2 separate regions of the Homo sapiens genome follow, and region 2 is linked to region 1. A link is a loop called in an ENCODE intact Hi-C map of the cell type or tissue named here. Cell type or tissue: A673. All regions are shown on one strand. Links, peaks and the distances in the headings refer to the core of each region. The heading gives the core; the rest is flanking DNA.

Region 1 (11,858 bases), core at 3,741-6,240:
TAGGTGATACAGAAGGAAAAATAAGTTTTCAGGGGAAAGGAGAAAGGAGGGTTTGGAAATTTGAATTAGCTGTGCCTGACGTTCTTACAGAAATACGTCTGGTAAACAGCTGGATGTTGTCAGATGTTCAAGATCCTCTCAGCAGGATTCAAGATACAGATTTATAAGTTATAGGGGATTTCTCCAAGCAGGGTAAGGAGGAAGAGCTTGAAATGACAACATAGTAAACAGCACTCAGAAAGGAAGGAACAAGACTGAGAGCGTGTAGTAGGGAAAAATAGGAGTAGAGAAACTTGAATGAGAGAGTGGTGAGGCTGGGTATGGCGGATCTTGCCTGTAATCGCAGCACTTAGGAAGGCTGAGGTGGGAGGATCACTTGAGCCACTAAGTTTGAGACCAGCCTGGGTAGCATAGCAAGACCCCATCTCTACAAAAAATACAAAAAAGTATCTGCTGTGGTGATGTGCACTTGTGGTCCCAGCTACTCGGGAGGCTATGCCGGGAGAATCACTTGAGTCCAGGAGTTCGAGTCTGCAGTGAACTATGATTGAATCACTGCACTCCAGCCTTGGTCACACAGGAAGAACCTGCCTTAAAAGAAAAAGAAGGAAGAAAGGAAGGAAAGAAGGAAGGAAGGAAGGAAAGAAGGAAGGAAGGAAGGGGAAGGAAGGAAGGAAAAAGAAAGGAAAGGGAAGGAAGGAGAGAGGGAAGGAAGGAAGAAAGAAACGAAGAAAGGAAGGAAGGAGGGAGGGAGGGAGGGAAGAAAGGGAGGGAGGGAAACAAGGGAGGGAGGGAAGGAAGGAAGGAAGAAAGAAAGAAACAGGGAAAGGAAAGGAAAGAAAGAAGGAAGGGAGGGAGGAAGGAAGGAAGGAAGGAAGGGAAGAAAAGGAGTGGTGAAAGGTAACAAAATCCTTGGAGAGATCTAATCTACAGACAGTGAGAAAGGATATTGGTGGCTAAGGCAGGCCATGTCACTGTTGAGATAAAGACCATGGCCACAGACTGAAGGATAGATAACAGTAATTCAGAGAATGATATTAAGAAGCTAGCTAATGGTGGTAACTAACCTTTAGGCTAATGGCTTGAAAGTCAGGAAGGGTTGAGAATAGGAATTTTCAAAAAGGAAAAGTAGCTGGGTGCGGTAGCTCACACCTGTAATCCTAACACCAGAAGAGGCCAAGGCGGATGGATCGTTTGAGCCCGGGAGTTTGAGACCAGGCTGGGCAACATGATGAAACCCTGTCTCTACAAAACATGCAAAAATTAGCCGGGCATGGTGGCACACACTGTGGTCCCAGCTACTCAGGAGGCTGAGGTGGGAGGATCACTTGAGCTTGGGAGATCGAGGTTGCAGTGAGCTGAAATCGTGCCACTGCACTCCAGCCCAGGCAACAGAGTGAGACCCTGTCTCAAGAAAAAAATAAAAAAAGTGACTGGCCTTACTGTTGAAACCTTCCCAATGCCATCGGGTGGGAATTTTGACAAAATCATTATTTTTCTTGGGTAAAACTGCTCAAATGCTGGTAATAAGTGGAGAAAGCTTCTCAATATACATCTCCCATTTCTGTCTGCTTAAAGTGTCATGTCGTGTCGTGTTATGTGACATTATGTGTAATATCTGTGAGCATTGAAATACCTGGAGTGTTGAGTACTCTCTGAAAAAAATTAATTATGCAGAGAAATGGCCTTTCTCACTAAAGAAAATCAGTGTAGGTGAAAACCCTGCTTCTCCGTTTTTTTTATTTTTAGGTTACGGTGCAGTGGCGTGATCACCGCTCACTGTGGCCTTGAACCCCCGGTCTCAAGTGATCATCCTGCCTCAGCCTCCTGTGTAGCTAGGACTACAAACACATGCCATGATGCCTAACTCATTTTATTTTCTTTTTTGTAGAGATGGAGTCTTGCTATGTTGCCCAGGCTGGTCTTGAAATCCTGGGCTCAAATAATCCTCTTGCCTCTGCCTCTCCAAGTGTTGAGACTACAGGTGTAAGCCACCACATTTGGCCCAAATTTGGCTTCTTGACTTTTGTGGCCACCAAAGCCTCTGCCTCTTACTAGTCATGTGACAATGGGCTAGCTACTTATTCTCTCTGAGTCTCAGTACTCTTATTTATAAAACAGCAAGAATATCACATTATGAGGATGTTTCTGTTGACACGCATTGTGCACCATTAATTTTCTTGGAGCCTGGCAGAGTTAGGCACTCAATAAATGTTAGCTCCCTCTTCCCCATCCCCTACCTGCATTTGATTACCAAGCATTTGATTACTTTGGCCTGAGCGAACTCCCTTAACAAATGTTTCCACCTTAGATTAAAATTAATTCAAAGACAGGGACGGGCAACACATCCTGTAAGGGACTAAGAAAATGGCATTAATTTTGCAAATTAATAAATATGCAAATGGCAGCTTTGCATAGACTAGGCTATATAAGCAGGAGTTAAATTGTGCTGTAAATTATGCAGTGCCATATGGAGCAGATACCCTTGACTTCGCATGCAAGGCAGAGAAAGCAGAAGCAGCCCTTGCTGTAATGGCTTCTGAGAGTGAGTGGCATGTTCGTCCAATGGCAAGCCCGGTGCTGAGTCACGCAGCTGACTCTGGAGTGGCAGTGGGAGCCCCATGGCGAACAGGCTGCAACCCAGTTATTGCTGAGAATAGTCTGGTAAAGAACACTCTGTAGTCACCAAGAGGATGGTCACCCACCAGCTCATGTGAGACAGCCACTTGTGCACTGATCGCACCGCTTGGGGGAGGTGGTAGGACGGGAGGGCTCTCTTGGGTTTCCAGAGCCTGAGCTGGTATCGCCACCATTCCAGCTTCAAGGCAGGTGTGACTGGCCTGGGGACATGTGAGTTGCTGCTAGATTGATACATCAATCACTAAGAAACAAATAGTCTAAGAACGGTCCAGGTGTTCTGCATTTTGCTAAATAGATGCTGGAGGGCAGCAGTTTCTTGTTGTGATTATTCAGCAGTATCACCCAGGGAACTTTTTAAAAATAGATTCCTGGGCTCCTGCCTCTGGAATTCTCATGCAGCTGGTCTGGGCTGGGATCTGGGAACCTGTTTTCTTTTTTTGAGACAGGATCTCACTCTGTCGCCCAGGATGGAGTGCAGTGGTGCGATCATAGCTCACTGCAGCCTCAACGTCCAGGGCTCACGCAATCCTCCCACCTCAGCCTCCTGAGTAGCAGGAACTACAGGTACACACTACCATGACTGGCTAATTTTTGTATATTTTTCTAGAGACAAGGTCTTCTTATGTTTCCCAGGGTGGGCTTGAACTTCTGGCCTCAAGCAATCCTCCTGCCTTGGCATCCCCAGTAGCTAGGATTATAGGGTACACCATGACTGTCTAATTAAAAAAAAATTTATAGAGACAGGATCTTGCTATGTTGCCCAGGCTGGTCTTGAGCTTGTAGCCTGAAGCCATTCTCCTGCCTTGGCCTCCGGAAGTACTGGGATCCACCAGTATTTTCAATGTGGCCTCCCCCTCACACTCCTGCAATAAAAGAGGTTTAATTGGCTTATGGTTCTGCAGGTTGTACAGGAGGCATGGAGCTGGCATCTGCTCAGCTTCTGGGAAGGCCTCAGGAAACTTACAATCATGGTGGAAGGCAAAGGATAAGTAGATACTTCACGTGGCTGAAGTAGGAGCAAGAGAGAGAGGGAGGATATGTTACACACTTTTGAAACAACCAGGTCTCAGGAGAACTCTGTCATAAGAACAGCACTAAAGGGAAGGTGTTAAAGCATTCATGAAGGATCCATCCCCGTGATCCAATCACTTCCCACCAGGCCCCACCTCCAACACTGGGGATTACAATTCCACGTGAGATTTGAGTAGGGACAGAGATCCAAACCATATCACCTGGACTTATACACTTGGCATGATGGAAAACACCCATTCAGAAAACCACACAGAAAACAACGCCTGCACAACTGTGGCACTTACCACGCAAACTCAACACTGCAGTAGAAGCGTGGGCTTTACGGTTATCACGACGTGCCAATAAATCCTGCGTTCTTCATGTTCAATGCTGGAACCTTGGACATAATTCCTCAAGTCTTGGTATGTTTAACTGTAAAATGGGAATGATTAAAAAAGACATGATCTCCCAGAGCAGCTAAGAGGGTTAAAAGAGAAAACACGGCCGGGTGCGGTGGCTCATGCCTGTAATCCCAGCACTTTGGGAGGCCGAGGCAGGCGGATCAGGAAGTCAGGAGATCGAGACCATCCTGGCTAACATGGTGAAACCCTGTCTCTACTAAAATTTTGTAAAAAATACAAAAAATTATCCGGGTGTGGTGGCGGGCGCCTATAGTCCCAGCTGCTTGGGAGGCTGAGGCAGGAGAATGGCGTGAACCTGGGAGGCAGAGCTTGCAGTGAGCCAAGATTGCACCACTGCACTCCAGCCTGGGCGACAGAGCGAGACTCCAAAAAAAAAGAGGAAACACATTTTTTTTGTTTTTGTTTTTGAGACGTAGTCTCACTCTGTCACCCAGACTGGAGTGCAATGACCCAATCTCGGCTCACTGCAACCTCTGCCTCCCAGGTTTCAGCAATTCTCCTGCCTCAGCCTCCCAAGTAGCTGGGACTACAGACGCCTGCCACCACACCCGGCTAATTTTTGTATTTTTAGTAGAGGCGGGGTTTCCCCATGTTGGTCAGGCTGGTCTCGAACTCCTGACCCCAGGTGATCCACCTCCATCAGCCTCCTAAAGTGCTGGGATTACAGGCGTGAGCCACCGCACCTGGCCTAGGAAACACGTTTAAAGGCAGAAGGGATTTAAGGAAGTAATGAGGTGTTTTAAGTAATTAAGTAATTAAGACTATGTCCTGAGTCCGATCTGCCTCTCTAAAACATCCACTGAATCCGGCTGCTGTTTCTATCCTCTGAGCCAACCCTTTTCTACTTGGCAGGGCTTCATATCCTCTCTAAAGCCTGAGATCCTGCCCCTCCGCATCTCATTTCCGGGCTAAACATTTCCATGGATCCATGAGAGCTGGCTGTGTTTGCCATCCCTGGAGATATCTCATTTTACAGCTGGGCAAACCCCAGCATGCACAGTTCATGTCTTTGAAAAGTCGTGCCGTTATAGAAATGTCTGGGCAGCAGGTGGCAAAATGGTGTTGTTATCGGAGCCACATAGATAATCACGCCTTGCTACTAATCATTCTCCATCTCTTTCGCGCTTTGTAATTTACAAGGGCCTTCCACGTCCATTACCCACCCCCCCACCCTTCCAGCAACCGGTGGGAGGTGATTGAATATGGAGATGCTAGCCATGCCCTTGGACAGCACGCTGTCCTTTTCAAAGCACTTCTACTCCCATTATCTCACTGGATCTCCCTCACACCCTCAGAAGATGGAAACTGCGGGAATGATCAGAAGAAGAAACCAGGAAACAGAGCACTTGCTGGCAAAGATCCCATACAACCAATGACTACATCCAGGCCTGGACTCAGATGCAGCCTCTCCTAACACCGTGTGCTGATTCCTAGACATAAAATCCACTGCCCCTACCACTCCTTTCCTAAACAAGTGGATTTTTTTTCTTTCTTTCTTTCTTTTTTTTTTTTTTGAGACAGGGTCTCACTCTGTCACCCAGACCGGGTGCAATGGCATGATCACGGCTCACTGCAGCCTTGACCTTTCCTGGCCCAAGTGATCCTCCTGCCTCAGCCTCCTAAATAGCTGAGACTACAGGCATGCACCACCATATCAGGCAATCTTTTTTTCTTTTTCTCCTTTTTTTTTTTTTTTTGAGGCGGAGTCTCACTCTGTTGCCCAGGCTGGAGTGCGCGGTGCGATCTCAGCTCACTGCAACCTCCGCCTCCTGGCTTCAAGCGATTCTCATGCCTCAGCCTTTTGAGTAGCTGGGATTACAGGCACGTGCCACCATGCACAGCTAATTTTTTTGTATTTTTAGTAGAGATGGGGTTTTGCCATGTTGACAAGGCTGGTTTTGAACTCCTGACCTGAGGTGAACCACCCGCTTCAGCCTCCCAAAGTGCTGGGATTACAGGCATGAGCCCCTGCACCACATTCTTCAAGCTATTATAAAATATACACTTAAGTTATTATTGACTATAGTCACCCTATTGTGCTATGCAATACTAGGTCTTGTTTGTTCTTCTATTTTTTTTTTTTGTAACCATTAACTACTTTCTCTTGCCCCCAACCAAACTTATTTTTGGAAGCTTCATCCTATGATATATAAAAATGTACCATATCCTGCAATAAACACTCACACACACACACACACACACACACACACACACGTGTACGTATGTAGGTCAGTGGGTTGCAGTTGGTTTGTCACCTTAAGATCTGTAAACAAGGGCTGGCGTGGTGACTCACACCTGTAATCCCAGTACTTTGGGAGGCCGAGGCGGGTGGATCACCTGAGGTCGGGACTTCGAGACCAGCCTGACCAACATGGAGAAACCCTGTCTCTACTAAAAATACAAAATTAGCCGGGCGTGGTGGCACACGCCTGTAATCCTAGCTACTTGGGAGGCTGAGGCAGGAGAATCAACTGGTGGAGGTGGAGGTTGCAGTGAGCCCAGATAGAGCCACTGCCCTCCAGCCTCCAGCCTGGGCAACAAGAGTGAAACTCCATCTCAACCACAACATCAATAAAAGATCTGTAAACATTTAATTAGACATGCATATTAATGTTTGGCTTTGTAGTTTTCTTCTCACATTTTGGGACCATTTGGGAAACTGTCTCAGGTGCGGCTATGAGGCTCTACGGGGTTCTTTGTTTTCTGCCAAAGCATTCTGGTGAAATATTTCTCAACATGAGCCTCCGTGTGCTTTTCCATATGCTTAACGCGATAGCTCAGGATGTCTGCACAAGTGACTTCACTCCTCGGGGACTTTCCCCCTTCTTACATCTGTGTGCCTGAGGCTAGAGTCTCCCTCCTGAGCTGCTCCCATCTGCATCAGCAGATTGGGAGGCCTGTGGCACGGCTGTCTCCTGAGGTCCTCTTTCATCATCACCCTGGTGAAAGCATTCATCTCTCTCTGATGTTAGATTCTTTGTTTTGGGAATCCCAGACCTTCCACTTTCTTAATGCACTCCCTCATTTTAGCAAAACAACATCATATAGGGGAATTCTCTCTCTGTCTCTCTCTCGCTCGCTCTCTTCTGTTTTTTAGAGATGGGATCTTGCTTTGTTGTCCAGGCTAGTCTCGAACTCCTGGACTCAAGTGATCTGCCCACCTTGGTCATATAGGGAAGTCCCGAGAAAGGTGCTTGAAAGTGTGGGAAGTCTTTTCCTTTTATTTTTAGGTGTCTTTTTTTGTTCTCAATAATCTCAATAAGATGTATTTGTGTCTGTGTGTGTGTAAGGACGTATTTGTGTCCTTATACACATGGACATAAATATGTCTTCACCCTCTCCCTTCCCAACACACACATTAAGAGGTTTGTTTTATAAATGTGGAATAATAGACACTGGAGGCCTAAAAAGGTGAGGGGGTATGTTGCGGGGAGTAAGCATTGAAAAATTACTTATTACTATTACTATTTAGGTACTATTTTTTTTTTTTTTGAGACGGAGTCTCACTCTGTCCCCAGGCTGGAGTGCAGTGGCGCAATCTCGGCTCACTGCAACTTCCAGCTCCCGGGTTCAAGTGATTCTCCTGCCTCAGCCTCCCGAGTAGCTGGGATTACAGGAATACACCACCATGCCCAGCTCATTTTTGTATTTTTAGTAGAGATGGGGTTTCACCATGTTGGCCAGGATGGTCTTGATCTCCTGACCTCATGATCCACCCGTCTTGTCCTCCCAAAGTGCTGGGATTACAGGCATGAGCCACCTAGCCTGGCCTGGGCACTATTACTAACGGTACCCAAATTACTATTTTAGCAATGGCTGAACTAAAAGTCCAGACTTCATCACTATGTAATATATGCATGTAAGAAACCTACACTTCTGACCCTTAAATATATAAACATTTTTTAAAATTACTGTTTGCCCCATGAATATGTACAATTATTATTTTTCAATTTAAAAAATTAAAAATATAGGCCAGGCGAGGTGGCTTACACCTGCAATCCCAGCATTTTGGGAGGCCGAGGTGGTTGGATCACCTGAGGTCAGGAGTTCAAGACCAGCCTGACCAACGTGGTGAAACCCCATCTCTACTAAAAAATATAAAAATTAGCCGGGCATGGTGGCTCCCAACTGTAATCCCAGCTATTTGGGAGGCTGAGGCCGGAGAATCACTTGAACCCAATAGGTAGAGGTTGCAGTGAGCCGAGATAGCACCACTGCATTGCAGCCTGGATGACAAAGTGAGACTCCGTCTCCCAAAATAAAAGAAAATAAAATATAAAAAATACCCCCCCATAGAGTTTTGTTTTATAATATGACAGTTTTGATCTTGGATTCTATTTACATTTTTCTTGAAACAATCTAATTTGCCTCAAGGCAACGTAGATGACTTTGACTATTGTAAGGCGTATACATGTAAAGGTACGGGAAATAAAGCAGAAAAGTGAATGTTATTTAGTGAGTTGTGTACCCCACACCAAGATTCAGATGTTGAAGCCTTAACCTGCAATGAGATTGTATTTGGAGATAAAGTCTTCAAGGAGGTAATTACATTTACACGAGGTCATAAGGGTGGAGCTCTAATCCAATAGGCCTAGGGTCTTTATAAGAAGAAAAAAGGCCAGGCGTGGTGGCTCACACCTGTAATCCCAGCACTTTGGGAGGCTGAGACTGGCGGATCATCTGAGGTCAGGAGTTTGAGACCAGCCTGACTAACAAGGTGAAACCCCGTCTCTACTAAAAATAAAAAAATTAGCTGGGCATGGTGGCACACGCCTGTAATCCCAACTACTCGGGAGGCTGAGACATGAGAATTGCTTGAACCTGGGAGGCAAAAGTTTCAGTGAGCGGAGATTGCACCACTGTACTCCAGCCTGGGCGACAGAGCAAGAGTCCATCCCAAAAAAAAAAAAAAAGAAGAAGAAGAAGAAGAGACACCAGATACCAGGGACGTGCACAGAGAGAAAGGGCCATCTGAGAACACGGTCTGCAAGCCAAGGAAAGAGGCCTTGAGAGAAAGCACAAAAATAAGTGTTACAGAGTGATTGTGTCCCCTGCCCCAAGATTCAGATGTTGAAGGCTTAACCTGCAATGTGATTGTATTTGGAGATAAGGTTTTGTTTTTTGTTTTGTTTTGTTTTTTGAGACAATGTTTCACTCCAGTCACCCAGGCTGGAGTGCAGTGGCGCCATCTCGGCTCACTTCAATCTCTGTCTCTCAGGCTCAAACGATCCTCCTGCCTCAGCCTCCCAAGTAGCTGGGACTACAGGCACACACTACTGTGCCAGGCTAATTTTTGTGGTTTTTTGTAGAGATGGGGTTTTTCCGTGTTGGCCAGTCTGGTCCTGAACTCCTGATCTCAAGTGATCCACCGGCCTCAGCCTTCCATAGTGCTGGGATTACAGGCATGAGCCACCGGTTCCCAGCCAGCATAAAGTCTTCAAGGAGGTAATTAAGTTTACATGAGGTCATAAGGTTGGAGCTCTAATGGTATCAGGACTTAGTGTCCTTATAAGAAGAAGAAGAGGCCAGTCGCAGTGGCTCACGCCTGTAATCTCAGCACTTTGGGAGGCTGAGGGGGGCGGATCACCTGAGTTCAGGAGTTCAAGACCAGCCTGACTAACATGGAGAAACCCAATCTCTACTAAAAATATAAAATTATCCAGGTGTGGTGGCGAGTGCCTGTAATCTCAGCTACTCGGGAGGCTGACGCAGGAGAATTGCTTGAACCCGGGAGGCAGATGTCCTGGTGAGCCAAGATCGTGCCATTGCCATTGCACTCCAGCCTGGGCAACAAGAGCGAAACTCTGTGTCAAAAAGAAGAAGAAGAAGAGCTCTATGCACACAGAGCAAAGTCCATCTGAGGACAGTCTGCAAGCCGAAGACATAGCCTTGGGAAAAAGCAACCCTACTTGCACCTTGATTTCAGACTTCCAGCCTTCAGAGCTGGGAGAAACACATTTCTGTTGTTTAAACCACCCAGTCTGTGGTATTTTGTTACAGCTGTCCTAGCAGAGTAATACAATGAGTATTTTAAGGTTTGTAATCTCACTCTGTGGTAGTATGTGTTCATCAGCATCTTATCTGATGCTGAGAGAAATTCACTGAAATAGTTAAAAAAATAAACAGAAAAGTAAAGGCCTCGCGGTGGCTCACATCTGTAAACCCAGCGCTTTGGAAGTCTGAGGCGGGAGAATTGCTTGAGCCCAGCGGGAGTTTGAGACAAGCCTGGGCAACATAGTGAGACCCTGTCTCTACAAAAATATAATCAAATTAGCCATGTGTGATGGCGGGTGCCTGTAGTCCCATTTACTCAGGAGGCTGATGTGGGGGATCGCTTGAACCCAGGAGGCAGTGAGTTGTGGTGGTGTGCCATTGCACTCCAGCCTGGGCAACAGAGCAAGGCTCTGTCTCAATCAATCAATCAATCAATCAATCAAGGGTCCTACTAAGAGACATATTTCCAAGAATGATCAGGACCAGCTGAACAGCTCAAAAGCAGCCTCCTGTAAACGCTTTCTTCCCTAGTAGCTGCACAGCTCCCTGGAGTCTTCTAACCCATAGATCTCACCTGCCTGTCTGGATCTGCTGGGTGAGTGTTCTTTGTGCTGGTGGGTTGCAGCGTTTGTGTCTTCTGCTGTGATGGAGTGATTTGGGAGCTAGGGAATGCCCGCGTGTCATTGATTTGTCATTTGAAAGTTAAATCACAGACCTGGATGGTGGCCAGGAGTTGGGGCTGGCTCTCCCCTCTTCTTCCGTTTTACGCACCTGTGTATTGACTGATAAGTTGCAGTGCTCCCTGCTGCATTTCACAAACAATCCGGCAAATCCTCGAGATTTATTTTAACGATTGATTAGAAAAGTCAATGTTGTACACAAAGGATTAAAAAAAAGAAATATTTGGAATCTACTTAAGTACCTGTTATCGCAAAGACAGTCTAGACTGCTCCAAATTTATATGCCACAGACAGGAAGAGAAGGAAAATTTCTTTTTATAAATTGCATAGTCTATAAAACGGAAGGAACATGAACTGGCCTCCAAATGACATTAATCCTACCCTGTTTCTATCTACTGGTCAATAGAGTGACCTTGATCAATTTGTTTAACCTCCCCAAATCCCAGTTTAGTTATTTATTTTGTTATACTAAAGAAACACATATGGCTTCAGGATTCCTCAAGGATCTAGAACCAGAAATACCATTTGACCCAGCAATCCCATTACTGGGTATAGACCCAAAGGATTATAAATCATTCTACTATAAAGACACATGCACATGTATGTTTAATGCAGCACTGTTCACAATAGCAAAGACTTGGAACCAACCCAAATGCCTATCAATGATAGACTGGATTAAGAAAATGGGCACATATACACCATGGAATAATATACAGCCATAAAAAAGAATGAATTTATGTCTTTTCAGGGACATGGATGAAGCTGGAAACCATCATCCTCAGCAAACTAACACAGGAACAGAAAACCAAACACTGCATGTTCTCACTCATAAGTGGGAGTTGAACAAAGAGAACACATAGACACAGGGAAGGGAACATCACACACTGGGGCCTGTCGGGGATAGGGGGAAAGGGGAGGGAGAGCATTAGGGCAAATACCTACTGCATGCAGGGCTTAAAACCTAGATGACGGGTTGATGGGTGCAGCAAACCACCATGGCACATGTATACCTATGTAACAAACCTGCACATTCCGCACATGTATCCCAGAACATAAAGTAAAATAATAAAAAGAAAAAAATGCATAACATAAAACTTATCCTACTTTTTTT
Region 2 (2,500 bases), core at 1-2,500, 1.7 Mb after region 1:
CAGACTGAGCCAGAATGCTCGTACTGCATTTTGGATTTACACACACACACACACACACACACACACACACACACTACTTTTTTACTTTCCAGTTTCCCCTGTTACTTGGTGTGCTGCTTGAAACCAGACTTGCCATTCTTACATCTCCAGAACCTCATACCATGCCTGGCATAGTGGCACTCAATTAAGGTCTGATGATTTGTACTGAGTAAGCTATAGTTTTAGGCTTGGAGCATTGTTAAGGCTTTGCATAGAATCTCTGCATTATACAGAATCTTAACTGTCTCTACATTACAGTATAATCCACATCTGCATCTTTGCAGCTTGCTATTATACATCTTTGGTTTGCTGTGAAAGAGCTGTCAGAGAATGAGCTCTTTATTGCTTAGAATTACTAGTTAACTATTGTTTTGCCATTGATCAGAATGTCTCCTTTTTCTGTTCTGCTGTATTCATTGTGGTATTTTGTTGTAATCAGAGATAGTCTTGGAGGTGCAAGACTTATTGGATCTCCGTTTGTGCCATTGTCGCAACATCACTGACTTGGTGAGGATCAGTCAGGGGTTTCTTCCTTCTGTTTTTGTCATGGCAGTCTTACTTTTTGAAACATTTGTCACCTTCTCTGATCCTGCCTCCTGCTTTTCCCCATCTGCACTCTGACCTATACTGTTTTAGAAGGAAAAGATAATAAAGGTCAGATTTTATAAAACTCTGTTCAAGAAATACTGCATAAAGGGCTCTTCAAGATAAAAGACTACCCCGCTTGTCAGGCAGCCTGCTAATTTGAGAGTGCTGACGACTTACCTTGATGAGGCAATCTTCGAATTGATGACTCTTTTTAATTAATTGTCTTTTCATTGATAAAACAGAATTGCTTTGTTTTCCTTTTACTGCCCATCTCTTCCTCACAAAATATGTTTCCTCTCCGAACACACAAACTGTGTTTTCAGAATCTCCCCTGAGTCTGGAGGTCTGGACAGTAGTGTGTTTGTGTGCTTGTGTGTGTATATGTGTGCACACACATGCACAGCTTGTGTGCATGGTATCTGTGATTTCTGTGTGTGCTTATATTTTTCACTATTTTGGATTCATCCAGTTCTATAAAGACATACTTGCTTGCTTTGCATGGTTCTGGCTCCCTCTGCAGCCCCAAATGGAAAAGTGCTTTGTTGTCTTTTGTTGCTGAAAAATCCAGCTCTCGGCCTTCTTTCTTTGAGTAGAGCATCCCAGCTGGTATACAAGTATAGATTGGATTTCAGATTTAGCAATGCATTGTGTTTTGACAAAGCTTATTGAAGATGGAAGTCATTTTTCAGGAGCGCTCTAAGAGGTGAGAAAATGGCAAGGGAGGGTGGGGAGGAAAGGGAGAAAATGCAGAAGAGGCAGACACAATTGCAACATTGATTTGGTAAATAGAAAGTTAATGTAGCTACAGGTATTGACAGTAAACTTTGGCTAAGATATTGGAGAATTGCAGATTGGAAGGCTAGAGCTATTTCAGAATTTCCAGGGCCATTTTATTGGATTATACACCTTAGAACCTTAACACACAGCTTCTGTTGATTAGTACAGTTTGGCCTCCAGTGTGAGTTTGGCTTTGAACACTCAGTGTGACTTTGGCTAGGGCTTGGCACCTGTGGACTTCAGCTTCTACTTTAGTAAAATGAATGAGTTAGAACAAATAATTGTTACATTCAAATCCAGATTTATGAGTGTACGATAGTGGCTTCACATTATTTGTTTTAAGTTACCGTTGAGAATTTGGTTCTCAGTAATCTAGAGCTACTATTTTAGCAGAATTATACATGGGATGCAGAATAGAAGCTTTTAAGCAACAGTCAACCAGATTGGTCTATAATAACTCCAGGATAAATACAAGAAGAATTTCTGGACACATTTTGCCCCAGTGAAGTAAAATTATTTACATTCAAGGATGGATTTGGAAATGCAGGTATTTTTCTGTTGATCTGCACGTTGGTTACACTGGTGTGTTCAGTGTGTAATTACACTTCCATGCAGTTATTTTTGTTTTTGTGTTAGATTTCAATAAACTATTATTTTTTCTAACAGATCTTAAACTTTAATGCTTCTTTAGAGTACTAATCAAAGTACTGTTACATAAGTAATGGCTCATGTGTGCGCACAGGTGTCTGCTCTGTGAAGTAGTCCATTTCAAATTATACCACATTAAATTGTGTCTGCTTTAAAGGGTTAAAATAAGTACATGTATATATTTAGATATATAAGATGACTTCTATTTAATAGATAATTAGAATGTTTATGTAATAGATTTATGCTTTCAGAGATTTCATATTCACAAAGTAAGTTTTGGAACCTTGAAACATGGATAGGTCAGTGTCATTTGGTTTCTTTTTTCTTCGTTTAATCCTTTTCAGGACTTCGGCTCCCTGTGAGTTGTTAATGTATAGTGTTTATGAATCCAAATAACATTCATTAACTTTCTTGGAAGGTCACAGTTATGTTGGTTCTGTTCGAAATA

Evidence for each region. Hi-C counts contacts between places; a loop is a spot of excess contacts. Peaks named below come from ENCODE experiments on the same cell type or tissue, not always from the same donor. Only the 100,000 strongest peaks of a DNase experiment are listed, where the experiment ranks them.
Region 2: it touches region 1 in a loop (4-fold over the local background); 8 of 110 quality-filtered maps call a loop at or near these places.

Annotation. Positions count from the first base shown.
Region 1 is chr7:68,180,834-68,192,691 of GRCh38, forward strand. LOC105375341 (a long non-coding RNA gene) reads right to left here. Exons shown (of 6, transcript NR_187905.1): 4 at 3,957-4,083. Among named protein-coding and RNA genes, the nearest start is that of LINC01372, 850 kb to the left of the region's middle. In A673, for the core only: a CTCF peak has its summit at 5,101 (motif pointing right); a DNase peak (open chromatin) is centred at 4,988; H3K27ac peaks cover 743 bases.
Region 2 is chr7:69,931,075-69,933,574 of GRCh38, forward strand. The region is part of intron 2 of AUTS2 (activator of transcription and developmental regulator AUTS2); the gene reads left to right. Among named protein-coding and RNA genes, the nearest start is that of AUTS2, 330 kb to the left of the region's middle. In A673, for the core only: a CTCF peak has its summit at 1,139 (motif pointing left); a DNase peak (open chromatin) is centred at 1,137.